Regions from separate parts of the Mus musculus genome. Here region 2 is linked to region 1. The links are chromatin loops, found by intact Hi-C in ENCODE. Cell type or tissue: heart. All regions are shown on one strand.

Region 1 (8,000 bases):
CATTACATAGTAAAACAGAAATCCCATAATATCCACATTTGTGTTGGCTGAACATAATGCACTTGCTACTTCCTCCTTTTTTAATGCCAGTAGCAGGCTACAGGCTATCTCAGAAACACTAGGCTACAACTAGAAGAATATGACTCTAGTTCTAACTCCACCAAGGAAATACTGATATAACTTGAATGCTTTTCCTTCTTCCTCTCCAAAGCGGGGTAGATAAAAGACAAGGAGAGCAAGAAAGGAAAACCATACCAGAAGAGTTAGTTCATCAGCTCTCCCAACACAAAGACCTATAATTAATCACTTTAACCATTTTAATTGTATATGCATAATGTTAGACCAATAGCACCACCATTTTCAGACTTTCAGTATCTCAAACAAACTGTACCAACTAAATAATTTCCAATGTTTAATTAGGCTATTTTGTAGTCATTTACAAATGAAGTGAAGATAGAATAATGAACTCATATAGACACAAGAAAAGGCTCAACAAATTATGAAAATCTGCAATGTCTAATCACAAAACTTCCTGTTTTTTCATCCATACAGACTAAAACATGGAAACTACAGATGCTTTCCCTCTAATCACAAAGGCATGATTACAACAGTATCCACAATAATTGGTAGATTGTCATCTTGCCATCTTCTGATGCTGCTTTTTTTTTTTTTAATGAGACAGGGTTTCACTATATAGTCCTGAGTGGCCTGGAACTCATAATGTAGACCACACTGTTTTCACGAAGATTAGTTTGTCTCTGCCTCCCAAGTGCTAGGGTTAAAGGCAGCCACTGTCAGCCAGGCCAGAGGCAAAAAAAAAAAAAAAAAAAAAAAAACAAAACACACACATATATATATAAAACATGTGTGTGTGTATATATACATATATATATACATACATATATGTGTGTGTGTGTGTGTGTGTGTGTGTATACATATAAAGAAAAGATGTGTTGTCCTGAAATTCTTCAGTAATTAAATACTGCAATGACTTCTAAAACTGACTAAACTGATTTTATAATGGATTATTGCTCAACACACAAAGTACTACAATGTTTCATATAAAAGTTTTATACAGATTTCTCTAAGATCACCTGTATTATAAAAAGATAATGCAGTGGCAGTGTTAAAAAGAGATAAGAGTGACAGTGTTTCTGACACTAATGAGAAAATACTGTTTTTCCACTAAAGTTCCAAGATATTACTTAGTATGTGTCAAAAATAGGATGTTTTCTCAGCAGTACACCATAACAAAATGACGTAGGAACACTTCTAAATGTCATTATTCTACATAACCAGTCAAGACTAATTAGAAAGGTCTATTTCTGACATAGTATAATTTTAATAGCTTTTGTTTGACCTAAATATGTTAATGGTATTACGGAATATGACAATAAAACTTCACCCTCCCCCAAAATAAATAGTATTGGTTTTACAAAAGAATTACACTAAAACTATAAAGAGATGGTGAAAAAATCCTACAAGCAATAATAATTTCTCAAGTTTCAGACCACACAGCATACCATACTACTATCCTACTGATCTATCCATATGGAAAGAACTGCCTAAACAGACAGTAAAGCCCCACTATTCACACCGACACAGAGGAAGACACACAGAGAGAAGTCAGGGAAGGTGATATATTAATTTGCAGTAAAACATATACTATTCAACTTAAAATATAGTCCTTTATTTATGGGTTGCCCTTCCTACTTTTTCAGTGGCTAGTTTTTATTGCCCTTACTAGCCAAATAGAGGGCCAGGAATTTGATTAAGTTCTAAACCTAAATAATAAGAAAACAAGTGTAAAACGACAAATACAAAGAAATTTTATCAAAACTAGGCATTGGGATAGAAGAATAGGAAAAAGCCTTCCGTATAAAATATGCATGAAGGTGAAGGGAGGGCAGACATAGGTGGGCCAGGAAAGGCCTTCCAAGTCAAAGCAAAGAAGACACAGTTTACATTTAGCAGTGAAGAGATTGGGACAGCCAAACGTGTGAACAAGTGCGAGCAGAATACAACTTTACAGGTGTGTCTTACGCAGCTCACTCAGGAAGAGCAGAAGCACCAGGCACAGGGTATTAACAAGGGGACATTTTAATTCTTAAAATGAAAATAAAGCTCCTAAACAGCAACACTACAAAAATTCATCCCTTTACTTCTAAATAATAATTAATAATAATAATAATAATAAAAAGGAAGTTATACAAGATAATTAAGATTTGCAAGGATTCATAAGTCAGCCAATCAGAATCCCAAATTAGTATTAGCTATGTCAATCAGGAATGTGATTTATCCATCCAGTTTCTGTTTGCTTAAAAGTTGTAACAATAAAGTGAGTTAAGATGTGTAATGTATTTTAGGATATAAAGAAGCAAGGTAAAGTAATAACTAAAATTAAGATTATAAAACTTATGGGACTAGAAGTAGCTGCTATTAGACTTCCATAAAGACTTTCATAAAGCTCTTTAGAACTTAACTACTTAGCCTGTAAAGGGCTCTACGTTCAATTCCTTGTACCGTAGAAGTAAAAGGACAACCATTTTTATGTATGAAAACCAGAAGAAGTACATGGAATACTTTAAACTCTTTCATTTACATTATAAAAATTACATGAAGGAAAAAAAAAAAACAAATCCAGGTAGGACACCCTTTGTGTGGCTCTCAACTGTTTAAAATATGTGCTTCAAATACCAAGAACACACTGCCCAACTGAGGCTACACTTGAAGATATCAGACACAATGATTTTGCCAATCGAAGAAACTTTCAACCAGCATTACACACGAACCCAAGATTCCGAGCCTATGCCTTAATAAAAACTCAATGAACTGGGAAGCGAGTCTTTTAAGAAGTACGCCAAACCATTTTAACAAAAATAAATAAATAAATAAATAAATAAATAAATAAAACAAAAATGTGGTGCAGGCACCACACAGCATACAGAGCACACAATTTGTACTTCTTTTCCTTCTCCTGGAATCCAGCGTTGGTTCACTCTACTTCCCCCAAGCAAACTTTATTAGTGCACCCTGACACTGAACTTTCCTATCAGGCCACCTCTTCATTCCAAGGGGTGTGTGTGTGTGTGTGTGTGTGTGTGTGTGTGTCCGTCCTTCACAGACACGTAACTTCATTTCTATACACAGAAGATATTTACACCTTTTGTATTGAACAAGGTCTTGTCCATCACCACGTGAGAAATGCAGAATAACAAGTTGTATCAGTTACCACATCCACTGAATTCCTATCACATTTTTAACAAGAACCCAACCCCCAGGGACTCAGGTTTGATCAACGCTCTCTATCCCACTGCAGCTGCCCTTTCCATTCTATTTCGGACACCAAGGAAGTCCTGGAAATAGAACTGAACCAAAGACGCATAACGGAAAAGTGAGTTTCTTTCCCACTGTATTCCAAGAGTTCTTTTCCAATAGTGCATCCTGTGCCACAGCACACTAATAAGAGGTGGTTTGTGGACTACACTGTGATGGACTACGCGTACAAAAGCCCTAGCATTTCAGCACAATCCACCTCAGGCAGTTTAGCATGTAACCTGCATAGTAAAGTTTCAGTCCAGTTCAGAATTGAGAAATGGGGACTCTGCAGAAAGTGATGGGGGGGGGGGGGTGGAAGTTGAAGGGTTATAAAAGATGTAACCTTCAAAAGCTGTTACCATTCTCAAGCGCTGAATTGGTTAGTAAGTCGTCCTGAAACTATTAGTAACTAGGAGTGACCAAACTCTAGGTCGCATATCTGCACAGAATGTATTGGAAGAACAGTACATTTCCAGGAAAACAGAGGGGGCAGGGGGAACTCTCCCAAGTCGTTCTCCTCGGGTCCTGCCAGGCCTCGAACTGACAGATGCCGGCGTGACTAACTTAAGTAGCACTAAGGCAAATTAAGGCAGGAGAGGGTTTCTCTCCTCCGAGGCTGCTCGGCTCCGGGCTCCAGCCGCCTGACTTCCGGCCTGGGAAGGAAACGTGCAGCCCAGGGCTGAAAGAAACAGGGAACCGGCCAAAGAGGAAGTAGAGCTGGCTGAGCAGCTCGGCAATGCCCGGTAGCTGCTTCCCGAGCTCGTCCGGGAGCGAGGACCGAACGGGGACGGGGACTGGGACGAGCGGGCTGAGAGAGGCTGCCTCGCCCGTGTGCGCGCTCGCCCTTCCGCCCGCTCGCCCGCCGGCCCGCAGCGGACCGAGCCCCAGCCCGCCTCCCTTCCCAGCCCGCGCGCAAGCCGCGGCCGGCGGCTCGGGCCTTCCCTGGCGGCGGGACGGGGCCCAGCGAGGCTGAGGGGAGGCCGGGGAGGGAGCGACGGCTGTGCAGCTGCCCGGGGAGGCTGACGGGGGAGGCGAGGCGCTTTTTCACCGTTAGCATCGTTATGTTATTTTTTTACCTGTAGCGCAGCAGGGCTCCCCAGCTCCTATTCCCTGAATCCTCCTCCCCTCCTTTCTCTCTCTCTCTCTCTCTGTCAGTCTCTCTGTCTCTCTCCTCTCTTTATCTCGCTCTCTCGCTCTCTCTCTCTCTCTCCCCGTCAGTCTGCCGGGCTCTCGTGGAACACGCCGGGCCTGGCCCGACCAGCAAGAGAATGGGGCGGGAGGTGGCGGCGGTGACCAGCGGCCACGTGACCACGCTCCCTCCGTAACGGCGTCCGCCTCCTGCTGCGCGCCCTCCCGGCGCTCCACCTCTAGTAACCCCGCGCGCCCGGGGACCCGTGCGCAGGCGCGCGCCCGGGCCTGGGACGAGCCAGCGGGTGAGCCGCGGGTGACCCGCGCTCTGGGAGCCTGGTGTCTTGGGGGATAGGTCGGGGTGAAGAGGGAAAAGGGGACGCCCGAGACCAATGGAGCTGCCTGGGCCATGCCGATGCGCATGCGCGCGGGGCCTCCCTACAGTGGGAGCCGGCCTTCTGCCACAACCCGAGGTCCCCCACTTGCCACCAGCTTCCCAGGGTGGGACTGGCATCGAGGAGATAAGTCAGGCCTGGGAACGTCCTAAGAATCTGGCACTCCTGCCTCGGATCGCACAATTTCCTTGTCTCCTGTAAATGGCCTTCCCTTCATCCTTGGTCTACAGCTGTACAGACTGATGACAGATAGGTCGTGCCACCCAATTTTGTAGGGACTCACTACCTCTTTGTGAAGACCTTCTTTGTATGAATCCAGAGAGGTGCTGTTTTTTGTTTTGTTTTTTTAGCAACCCCACACCTGTAAAAACACACAGGTTTTATCTTCTCAGACCTCGAATCTAGACTAATGACTAGTCATTAGATAGTTAATCTAATGAATGACAATTTTGGCAAATGACTAGACCCTGGTTTTACCGCCCTATGCCCCTGCTTAATCCTGACTTAAAGTTGCATTTAACCTCCAGCAATGGGAGGCTGGTATTTTCTTCTTCAATAAGAAAGTGGTAAATAGCTCATCTGAGTTGGAGAGAGAGAAAGAGAGATCTCTTATTAATCTGTCTTTACAAATAGCGCAAAAAAAAAAAAAATCAGTTGTTATGTTCAGATTATGGAAACCAAAACAGAGGTCAGAAAGTTAGCTAGCTTCCAAGGAAGGCATACCACACTTAACACAGTGATTCTCTTTTTTCTAATGCCCTTCTCACTGTAGCAGAAATTGAACAGGTTGAATAGAGTAAGCTATTAAAAGTTCTGGCTAAACTCATGATTACATTAGTCTCATGAACAGAATCCTAAGAAATAGGAAGATGCATCATGCTGTATTTGGATATTGCTCTCCCAGCTAGCAATACAGCAGTCAGCCACATGACTGGTATTCTACAATGTATAGTGGACTTTGTTCTCCGGCACCGAAATATCTCACCGCAGACCCTCATCTCCTTCCTGAAGTACTGACTATGCTGGTGTTACTGGGACTGTAGAGGTCCTTCAGTGTGGTCACCAAATGACAGGAGAAATCTCTATCCCCTCTTGGGACGCTTAGTCTCATAAATAGCATAATTTAAGAAGGGACCGAAGGGCAATTTCATTAGAGATGAAAAGAACATCTCTGAAGACTATAAAGCTCAGCTGCTTCTCAGAGATGGATAAAAGAAGACAGAAAGCAGCCATACCATTTGTGGTGATTAAATAAAAATCGCCCCCGTAGGCTCATGTGTTCGAATGGTTAGTCACCAGAGAGTAGAGTGATAGAAGGATTTGAAGGTGTGGCCTTGTCAAAGGAAGTGAGCTTTTGAAACCTCAAAAGCTCATAGTGGGCCCAGTCTCTCAGCCTACAGATCAGGAGTAGTTTTCAGCTGCTTCTCCAGCACCATGTCTACCTGCATGTCTCCAGGTTCCTCACCATGATGATAATGGACTAAACTGACACTGTAAGCAAGCTGCCAATTATTATTTTCTTTTCAAAGAGTTGACGTGGTCATGGTGCCTCCTAAGACACCATTGAAGCTGGCACAGAGGGTAGCTACACGGCCAACCACCAACTGCATGGTATGGAAGGAGACTTTACAGAAAGAAAGAAAGAAAGAAAGAAAGAAAGAAAGAAAGAAAGAAAGAAAGAAGGGAGGGAGGGAGGGAGGGAGGGAGGGAGGGAGGGAGGGAGGGAGGGAGGGAGGGAGGGAGGGAGGGAGGGAGGGAGAGAGAGAGAGAGAGAGAGAGAGAGAGAGAGAGAGAGAGAGAGAGAGAGGTAGAAAGAAAGAAAGAAAGAAAGAAAACCCAGAGTGTTAAGGAAAACAAGATTAGGAAGAGACAGAAAAAATTCTAAAAGTAGTCTGACTTAACTAGCTACACAGCTGCAGCCTATACAGGGGATTGGGATTCTAGGTAGGAAAAAGGACAGGATTTCATTGAAAAGATAATTAACCCCACCTATCTCTCTAACTTAAGGTGAGTCCACCCTTCTACAGGCAGCCCTCTGGCCAAGTGAATGGCCCAATCCAGCTAGAATATTAGGTCTCCAGGCCTGAGAGTTAGTTCGCTGTCTTGATGGGGACTTAAATGCTAGGAAGAGTCAGCTAGGTCCCTGCTTGCCTAGTATATTATGTGACCAAAAATGCAAGAAGATATGAGAAACAGCCCAGTCATTCCCCACAACCTGCGTCCTGGTTGTTCCAAGATGGGCAGGCCCACCTGACCCCACTAAATGCAGCTCCACTATCCTTTAGATCACAACAGTAACTTAACAAAGGAACCAGTTCTCTCCTACTTGTTCTTTCTCCCCTCAGAAACAGTCTGTCTATAAGAGCTCAGTCTATAGAGCACTACGACAAGGTGGAGAATAACCCCTTAGGTTCAGTCTCCCAATGTTTTGTTTTGTTTTAAAGTAACCTTAGAAAAACAAACTGAACTGATGAATTCCATAGGATTCACTTATGCTACTTGTAATACAATTCAAGAGTTACAGCATCCCAGCATTGTTATAAATGTGGCAATATCTAAATGAACTCTTTGTCTTGGGTGACACAACTGGAAGCACAAGGGCCAGCCCTTGACTATAACTGGCTTTCTTTTCTTTTCTTTTCTTTTCTTTTCTTTTCTTTTCTTTTCTTTTCTTTTTGTGGTGGTGGTTTTAGGTTTTTTGAGACAGGGTTTCTCTGTGTAGTACTGGCTGTCTTGGAACTCACTCTGTCGACCACGCTGGCCTCAAACTCATAGAGACCTGCATGCCTCTCCGAATCAGAGTGTTGAGATTAAAGGTATGTGCCACCCACCACCTGCTGTCTAAGCCTCTGTCTTTATGAACATTCAACTCCACCCACCTAAGGCGGCCTAACGTGGTAATAAAATGTAAGTCCTGTGGTATGGCGTTGTCGACTGGAAAGTGAGAGGATTGTAGTTTTCTCTTTTTCAATCTTTTATCATTGTTGCTGTTTTTACAATAAAATCTGGTACACTCAGTTTCCTCCCTCGTGGTTTTCTTCCTCCTCTGAGGAGCTGAGGCGAAACACCCTCATCTCATCCTCTGCCCCACCCTCACACTGCAGCTACAGGACGAAGGTTTGGCTCTAGAGACATCTTAACTCTCATTCTAGTCATAGC
Region 2 (8,000 bases), 67 kb before region 1:
CATAGTAGGTAAATGATCTACCACTAACCTCTACCTTTAATCCTACACAAGAATATTTCAATGTCATTTTCTGATTTGCCCAGAAGCCTGTTACCTCAAGGTGACAAGTGTATTCTAGAAAGCGGGATCATCAGACCCAGGGAAAACCTCATTCAGAAAAAAATCCACACAGGGGATGCTGTTCTCTCTTCCACATATCAAATTATACTCTTACTGTAGGCCAAGTCAACCTGACTTCTTATCTGTCTATAAGTTTTGGTGTTTGGTGCTTTTCCTCAAAGTTACTACTCTCCCTTCATAAACATTAAGTAGCTTGGAAGATACCTTTGGAAAAGCAAATATTATTTTTCTTCTTAAGCCTTCCACCCATTTTATTTTAAGTGACTGACGAATCCTGCATGAAATAATTATTACTGTGGTGTTTGTCTTGCATGAAGTAGAAACATAAGGGTTCTTTAGAAAGGCAGTTGGATGGTGCTTTGCTGGGGCAAACATGTGAAAGTGGATACAGGTGTGAAAGGCTCAGGCAGACTCATGAAGGGAAGTTTTACTGAGGTAGACACAGGAGAGAGGATGTTCTGCTAAGGCAAGTATGTGAAAGGACACATGATGAAGGATTCTTTTTTTAACAACATACATGTATTGGTACACTTTACATTGCGTAGTTGAGCTGGAGTCTTCAGGACTCTGTGGATTCAGGTTGATTGGATGCACATGCTGAGGTAAGACACGTGTTGAGGCAAGACACATGGAGGACACATGATGTTTGGAGGGTACAAATAGGACTCCGCAGAGTGATGGAGACAGAGCGTGGCTTGCTAGTGCAGCTAGCTGTGCAATGCTTGTTGGTCTCAAGTCTTCACTGATAGAGGCACAGCTGAGAACTTCTCGTGGTGTTCCTGTTGGTCCCTCCTGCTGACTCACTCCTAGGCTGAGGCCTAGCTATCTCTGCTAGGTTGTGTCACCATTGTTGCTAACTTGACTCTACCAAACTGGACTGCTGGTGTATCCATGAAGTGTTTGTGAATGGATCGAGCTGCCGCTGCCTGCTAACCTGTGAACTGAACTGCCAATTTCCAGACAACACAGACAGGTGTTGCTCCAAAGAACCTTTCTAAACAGGTCCACTTCCCCCAAATCCTTTATTTTCCACTACCTTTAGTGGGTGGTGGGCTACAAGGGTGCTAAAAATGTTTAAGAACCATTATTAAAAATAGGATTTGAAAAAAATTAAAGTTACACCTCCCTGACCTGAGAGGTCCTGGTGGTCACTCTGTTGTCCCCGGTGTCCTGAGGGGACACTGCTTGGTTTCTTTCCTTCTGTAACTGGCAGGTGGGACAAAGGCTGCCAGTGAAGTATGACTGCCTTTTCCATCATGAACCTTCACTCAGTTAAATAGCCATGTATCTCTAAGGCCTTGAGTTAGGAGGAGTTTTTATACAGCCCTAGTCTCCCTATGCAACTACAGCTCGTGCTGTATCCTGGCCAAACACCCGTTGTGTTGAGTGTTAATTTATATGAAAGTCTCTGAATACACTTTTTTAATTACATCTATCTCTCTATCCATCCATCCATCCATCCATCCATCATCTATCCTCTATCTAGTTTGTGCGCGTGTGTGTGTGTGTGTATTTACATAGAAATCTTTGAATATACTTCCTTTATTACATCTATCATATGTGTATGGTTATCTAGAAATCTTTGAATATACTTCCGCTATTATATCTATCTATCTTGCATGCATACACACATACACACATCTGAAAAAATTAAAAGTTATAATTACAATACTTTTATTTCTTAAATTACTCTACACTCAATAGTTATAATAGAGAAAAACATGGTTTTAAAACTCTATCCAGTAACAAGGGAGAAATTTCTTAAAACAATAAGGTGTGTTAACTTTAGCTCTAGTGACTTAACTTCCTTGATCAGGCATCTACTAGCTCCTTTTCTGAAGAGTCTGTAAATTGTAAATGACATCTGTCAGCAGCTGTATTTCATTTTACATATAACTATCCAATTTTTTGCTACAAGTAATGCATCATGATGCATATTTCAGGTTTTCCAAATAAAGACTCATGAGTGATCTATTTTAAAGTAACTAGTTCCAGAGCACATTTGAGGCTAAAGGGTAAGCTTATTTCCAGAATCAACAGAAAAATAGCAAACGATTTGTCTCTGCAAATCTACTCCCATTCCTCAACCCGAAACCCTGTCACAGGAACAGAAGAGAATATACTGGGTAAGTATGAGGAGCAATCATGAAGAACAGTGAATACCACAGCTCTTGCTTTTCAGAAATATACTTTTGACAGGATGAAGACCCAAAAACATGTAATATAACCTTAAACTATTCAGTTACTCTTTACAAAAGGAAAACTTGTCAAGTCTAGTGTGGAAAGACTTCAAGGTTACTCAGGGTTTCAAGATTTTTTTTTTTTAATCAAAACTTTACTTTGTACTTCTTCATCAAATACACTGCCTTACATTAAAGACAAAGAATATCACTTATTATGTCAGACTTGATATTTAAAGCTACAGAATAATAGGCAATCTGGTTTATCCCCAATTATATTTTAAACCTCAAGTAAAACTTTGTCATCTAACCACACTCTTCAAATGAAAACCCCAGTAAACTAACAACTAGTACCAAGTCTAGAAAATAACAAAATGCATCAATAGTATGTTAATTAGTATGTGGTAAACAATGCATATTCAATATACTCCTAAATCAGGTTTATAGTTCCTTCTGGACTACTTCTACTGCCAACTAAATTTCAATTTTCAGAAGTGTATAATTTTAATTATTTCCTAATAAAACATGAAAAGGACTTAGAATATATCTAAGTATCAAGGAAACATTATTATATGTATTATATTTATATATTTCAAGGTTATAATCTTTTTGTAAAGGATATGAAGTCATAGCCAGGGAGAGGTGGCGCACGCCTTTAATCCCAGCACTTGGGAGGCAGAGGTAGGCGGATTTCTGAGTTCGAAGCCAGCCTGGTCTACAGAGTGAGTTCCAGGACAGTCAGAGCTATACAGAGAAACCCTGTCTCGAAAAACAAAAACAAAAACAAGAAAACAAAAAAGTATAAAGTCATTTTTCTCAAGTAATTTATTTTCATAGAAGATACTTGGGGGACAAAAATTGATAAAATATGAAACTCTATTCATATTTATCATATTAAAATATTATGATGGCAATGTCCTGCAAGCTGTATCATAACTACTACTGTAGAATTTATGATGACCTATTTTTTTTACAAATCTTAATTTATATTTTATTAAATGAACTCTTGGTTTAAATCATAGTCATGTGTACTATTTTATTTTAAGAATTTTATCTAATGGATTAGGCCATGAAGTTAAGTTAAGGTGGTTATTTTCTGACATTTATACAGCAAGTTTATACATGACTAATTTGTATTTATATACTCTTTAAAAATAAAACTTTAAAATAGTACATTGTTTGGTCCATGCTTTAACACACTGCTTTATTATACTAGTATACTTTATTATACTGTAGAGCAGAAAGTAAACCGCTGATATGCAATGGCAGACCTCTGTTTAAGAAAGAAAATCACAGTAAACAGCTTCCTAATCTCTCAGATCCCAATGACCAGAGGATAATTCTAACCAGCAGGGGGAGATAGGAAGGAGAGTAGTAAGACAAAGAACAGGCTACAGGCTAGAAAAGCAGTTATAATTATAGCTGGGAACACAGAATTTGTTAAAGGAAGTCTACTGTATAATTATATTTGAAAATTTAGCAAGATGCCCAGAGGCTGACTCGCAGCTGTCAGGAACTGGTAACTTTACTTCTGTTCATGCAACTACTACTTCAGCAACCAAATCTAGTATAGAGATGTTACTAGAGCTGGCACTTAGAGCAGAGGGACAGATCTTTTACAACATTTTGTCTTCTATGAAAATGACAGAGCATCTATTTCAACAAACCTTCTCACCTTGCCTTCCTTTTCAGGTTTCTTTCCTTTAAAACCTAAGGATTCTCACAGCAAAGCTATTATCTATAGGCAGTTCTCTCCCCTAAATTGTAAACAGATTCAGTTCCTAACTATCAGTACAACTCTAAATTCTGCATGTTTATAACATATTCCACTTACTCGGCTTTGCCTTTCTCATTCCCACTGATTCCTGTCACACCTAATGGGCCCATCATAGTCTGCCAGGGCTGAAGCTCAAGATTTACCTTTGCTCATTCCCGCCCTTCCTGACTTCCAAGGCTTTATTGATCCAAGCCATCAGATCCTATTAACTTTTGTTTAAAAAACGTTGTCATTCATCAATAAAGGATATACTAAAGGACTAATTCTATCTCACTGAATGTTACATTATTGAGAAATTAGTTTTACAGCCATAATCAAGTGAAAATTGGGTCATTAGGGTAGGCCCTAATCCACCATGAATGATGCCTTATAAAAGAAATGTAGACACAGACACTTAAGACAGATAATTATGGGTAGACACACAGGAAGACGATGGTCACGTGATATAATATATACAATCCACAAGACAAGAATACCAAGATACCCACAAACAACAAAAGTTAAAGAAGATAAGCAAGGACTATGCCACAAGTCAGTCTTCACCTAGCATTTTGAACTTACAGCTTCTAAAATGACATACTTTTATGATGCCATAGAGTTTTGGGTATTTGTTACAGTAACCTTCATCCAATTTGTGTTGCTTTAATAAAATATCACAAAGTAGGTAATTCATAAGCAATACAAATTAAATTGATTAATGGTTCTTAGAGATTGGAAAGTATAAAAACACAGCATGAACCACTGGTAATTCTCTTCCTTTCTGCCTCAGTCTCTTACAGAGATGCAGAAGAAGAAAAGGAGGATAGAAGAAGGGTGAGCATGTATGTAGAAGAAACCTGGAGTGAGGGAAGAAGCAAAATCAGCCCTCACTAGAGCCTCTGACAACAGCACTAATCTCTCATGATCCACTCATGTCATAGGGGTCCCACTTAACACTGATGCATGAGGTCAAGTATATACAGCACTCAAAACTTCTCTAATAAAGTAATACTTACCAAGAGACATGAAAGAAGGAAGGGGAAAACTCTATGGATATCATAAAAAAGAGTTACCAACTAAAAGGAAGATCCTATGCAAAAAGGCAGAGACTAGAAGTCCTGAAAGACTAGCAATGAGGTTTTTATGGATTCAAAGGAGAATGAATGCAGTTAATGTCTGAGGAAACCAATAACCATCCATTTTAAAGTCACATATGCTTTTAGTGAGTGTAAAAGTAGTAGTTATGAATAGCCTGATATACTATTAACTAAAGAGAATCACTTTGACGTAGGTACAGAACAAACTTACAGGAGAAGGAATCTAGCTAGTACAATTGGGGAAAGTTCAGGTGACATTTATTAGTTACTTAGAATAAAGTAGAGGTGGAAAGAAATAACTATATTCTGGTAATGAAGATAAATACACACAGAGAGACAGACAGACAGATACACATACTCATGCACATGCATGCAAATTTGTTTACTAGCTTTTAGTTTATATAAGAAAGTAATAAGTTAAATAGGTAGAAAACATTTTAAAGATAGGGCTTTCATCTAGCAGTTTTGTATTTATAAATGTCTCCAAGTCCACATCTGGTTTTAAGGAATTTCATTCCTCTTTTAGAGGGATCACTTTTATTGCATGCTATCCACTGATAAAATTCTAAAGTTACATGTGTTAAAACAGTAACTTCAGTACAGAAGCTATAATTACAATATCCTCTATAAAATTCCATCATATAATCCAATCCCAGATTTTGACTGAAGAAACACTCAAATATAATATCTTCACATGAGAAAACACCATTCTATTAATCTATAATACTCAATTTAATGTTTTACATTTTAAATGACAATATTACTCATACCAAATATCACATTTTCCTTATAAGAGAAAAGCAAAGAAAAATTATATTCCTTCTTGTGAAATTGTTATTCATGAAAGAAAAATGTGTATTATCATTCATCTGACTCAAAAGAAGTCTAAATGCTGTCTAATAAATAACATTTTTATTTAAAACTTGAAGACTTAAAACCCACTTGTACCAGTAGAGAAAAGAAATACAATGTGTTTTTAAGAACAGAACAAAAAAAGTACTTAGAAGAATATTGCTTTGTTATCAATGAGAAGCTTAGAATATAGCCAATGTTAACTAGCCTGTGTACAAAGCTCACTGTAAACCAGTTACCAAGGCACAAGTCTGAGACACAAATGCTAAAGCAAAAGACAGTGAAAGCCATGAGACTACCAATTATGAAATCACCTTAGTAGGGAACATGGAGGGGAGGACTTATTTGTGAGGAAATGTTAGAAAGTACATATTACAGATGGAACGAGACTAACAGACAAGATATGTGCTGCCAATTACGGCTCTGGCAAAAGCATTTAATAAACACCATGATCAAAAGAGCCCTAGGGCCTAGAAGATATGTCAAAGGGTCATGTGCCAGCTATTAAGTATTTAGATATGAGTTCAGACCCCCATTACCCACATAAAGGCCTATAATCCAGTGCTGGGGAGAAAGAGGCAGAAAAATCTCAGGGGATTGATGGCCAGAGGATCTAGACAGTTCATGAGCTGCAGGTTTAGTGAGAGACCCTATCTCCAAAAGTAATGTATAAAGCAATGAAGAAGACACCTAACATCGGTTTCTGGCCTCTACATGTGTATATTAATGCAAACATGGAGTGTCAGGTGCTCATGGTAAAGTTTAATTTTCCAAAGTTCCTAACACAAACTGATATCTAGTTTTTTGTACATTAATCTGTTCTTTGTTTATAAAAATTCCGAACTTTGCCCCATCCCTGTAAAGACCATTAGGGCAAGAGCATCTATGTCATTACCAGGTCCCTACTGTAAAGTCACCAACAGTCTCGCAGCTTCATCCTTTTCAAAAAACCAATCAAGACTGGAAACACTGACACCAGAGGGATCATAAACCTGAGACTGTGTGAAAGCCCCAAGGAGAGCAAGGAGAGAAGCCTTGGCAAAGAGGCCCTTGAGGCTTTCTCCTCATTGGGGAAAGGAGGATTCCCGGGCCACAAGATTCTACTCTTTTAGAAGATAACCCAAGAACAAAGATGCAATTTTAAACCAAAAAAGAGCCACGCATTTGTTAAGACCAAGGTCTACATTCAACACTTCTATTTTCTCAGAAAATAAAAAAATTAACTTTTGGGGGGATACTTTTTACAAATCTGGTTTATATCACACTTACACATAGGACTTCCTACTCTCATTAGCCACTTATTCCATGTTTGTAGTAATATTTTCTCTTTCTCAGTCTACCCTAAGAAAAAATATAAGGCACTTCTTAACGTCAACATTATTTTATGTATGAATAAATCATTAACTTTCAAAACTTTATCAAGAATCTCAACTATGAAATCAACAAATCAACACAAAGTTCTAAATAATGAAGTTTCCTTAAACTTTTCTTCAGTATTTATTACATATGTTTTCTTTTTTTATGATAGATAAGTATGTCAAAAAATTAAGGACAAGTCAGTACACCATCAAGGGATCTCTCTCTCTCTCTCTCTCTCTCTCTCTCTCTGTCTCTCTCTCTCTCTCTCAGATCTGTAGTACTCTATCCTACTGCAATTCTAAATTTAAAAAACTGGTACAGTCTTTCAACAATCAAGGCCAGGAAAAAAAATTAGGTTAATCAAAATGAGAAATATTTCAAGATTTTAAAACATATGGTGATTTAAAGATTTAAAACATGGTGACATTTAAAATGTAGAAGGAATATTTTTACTCTGATTTTATGGTACTCTCATTATTCTCTAAGAAAATTAGCCTTTTTTAATCAAATGAAAGACCCAAGGATTAGAGAGTACCTCAACCACATAGTTTGCTAGAATTACCACACATAAAAGTCTTATGAGGGGCTTCTATTGCTGTGGGAAAAAAAAAAAAAAAAACTCATGACTATAAGCAA

What was found. A loop is a pair of places that touch in the nucleus more often than their neighbours do. Peaks named below come from ENCODE experiments on the same cell type or tissue, not always from the same donor. Only the 100,000 strongest peaks of a DNase experiment are listed, where the experiment ranks them.
Region 2: it touches region 1 in a loop (4-fold over the local background); 10 of 42 quality-filtered maps call a loop at or near these places.

The regions. Positions count from the first base shown.
Region 1 is chr17:51,174,706-51,182,705 of GRCm38, forward strand. Tbc1d5 (TBC1 domain family, member 5) reads right to left here and starts at 4,647. Exons shown (of 22, transcript NM_028162.4): 1 at 4,395-4,647. In heart, no CTCF peak of the experiment used is centred here; DNase peaks (open chromatin) are centred at 3,986 and 4,676; H3K4me3 peaks cover 2,312 bases; H3K27ac peaks cover 2,221 bases.
Region 2 is chr17:51,107,708-51,115,707 of GRCm38, forward strand. All of the region lies in intron 2 of Tbc1d5 (TBC1 domain family, member 5), which reads right to left. Among named protein-coding and RNA genes, the nearest start is that of Tbc1d5, 68 kb to the right of the region's middle. In heart, a CTCF peak has its summit at 3,639 (motif pointing right); no DNase peak of the experiment used is centred here.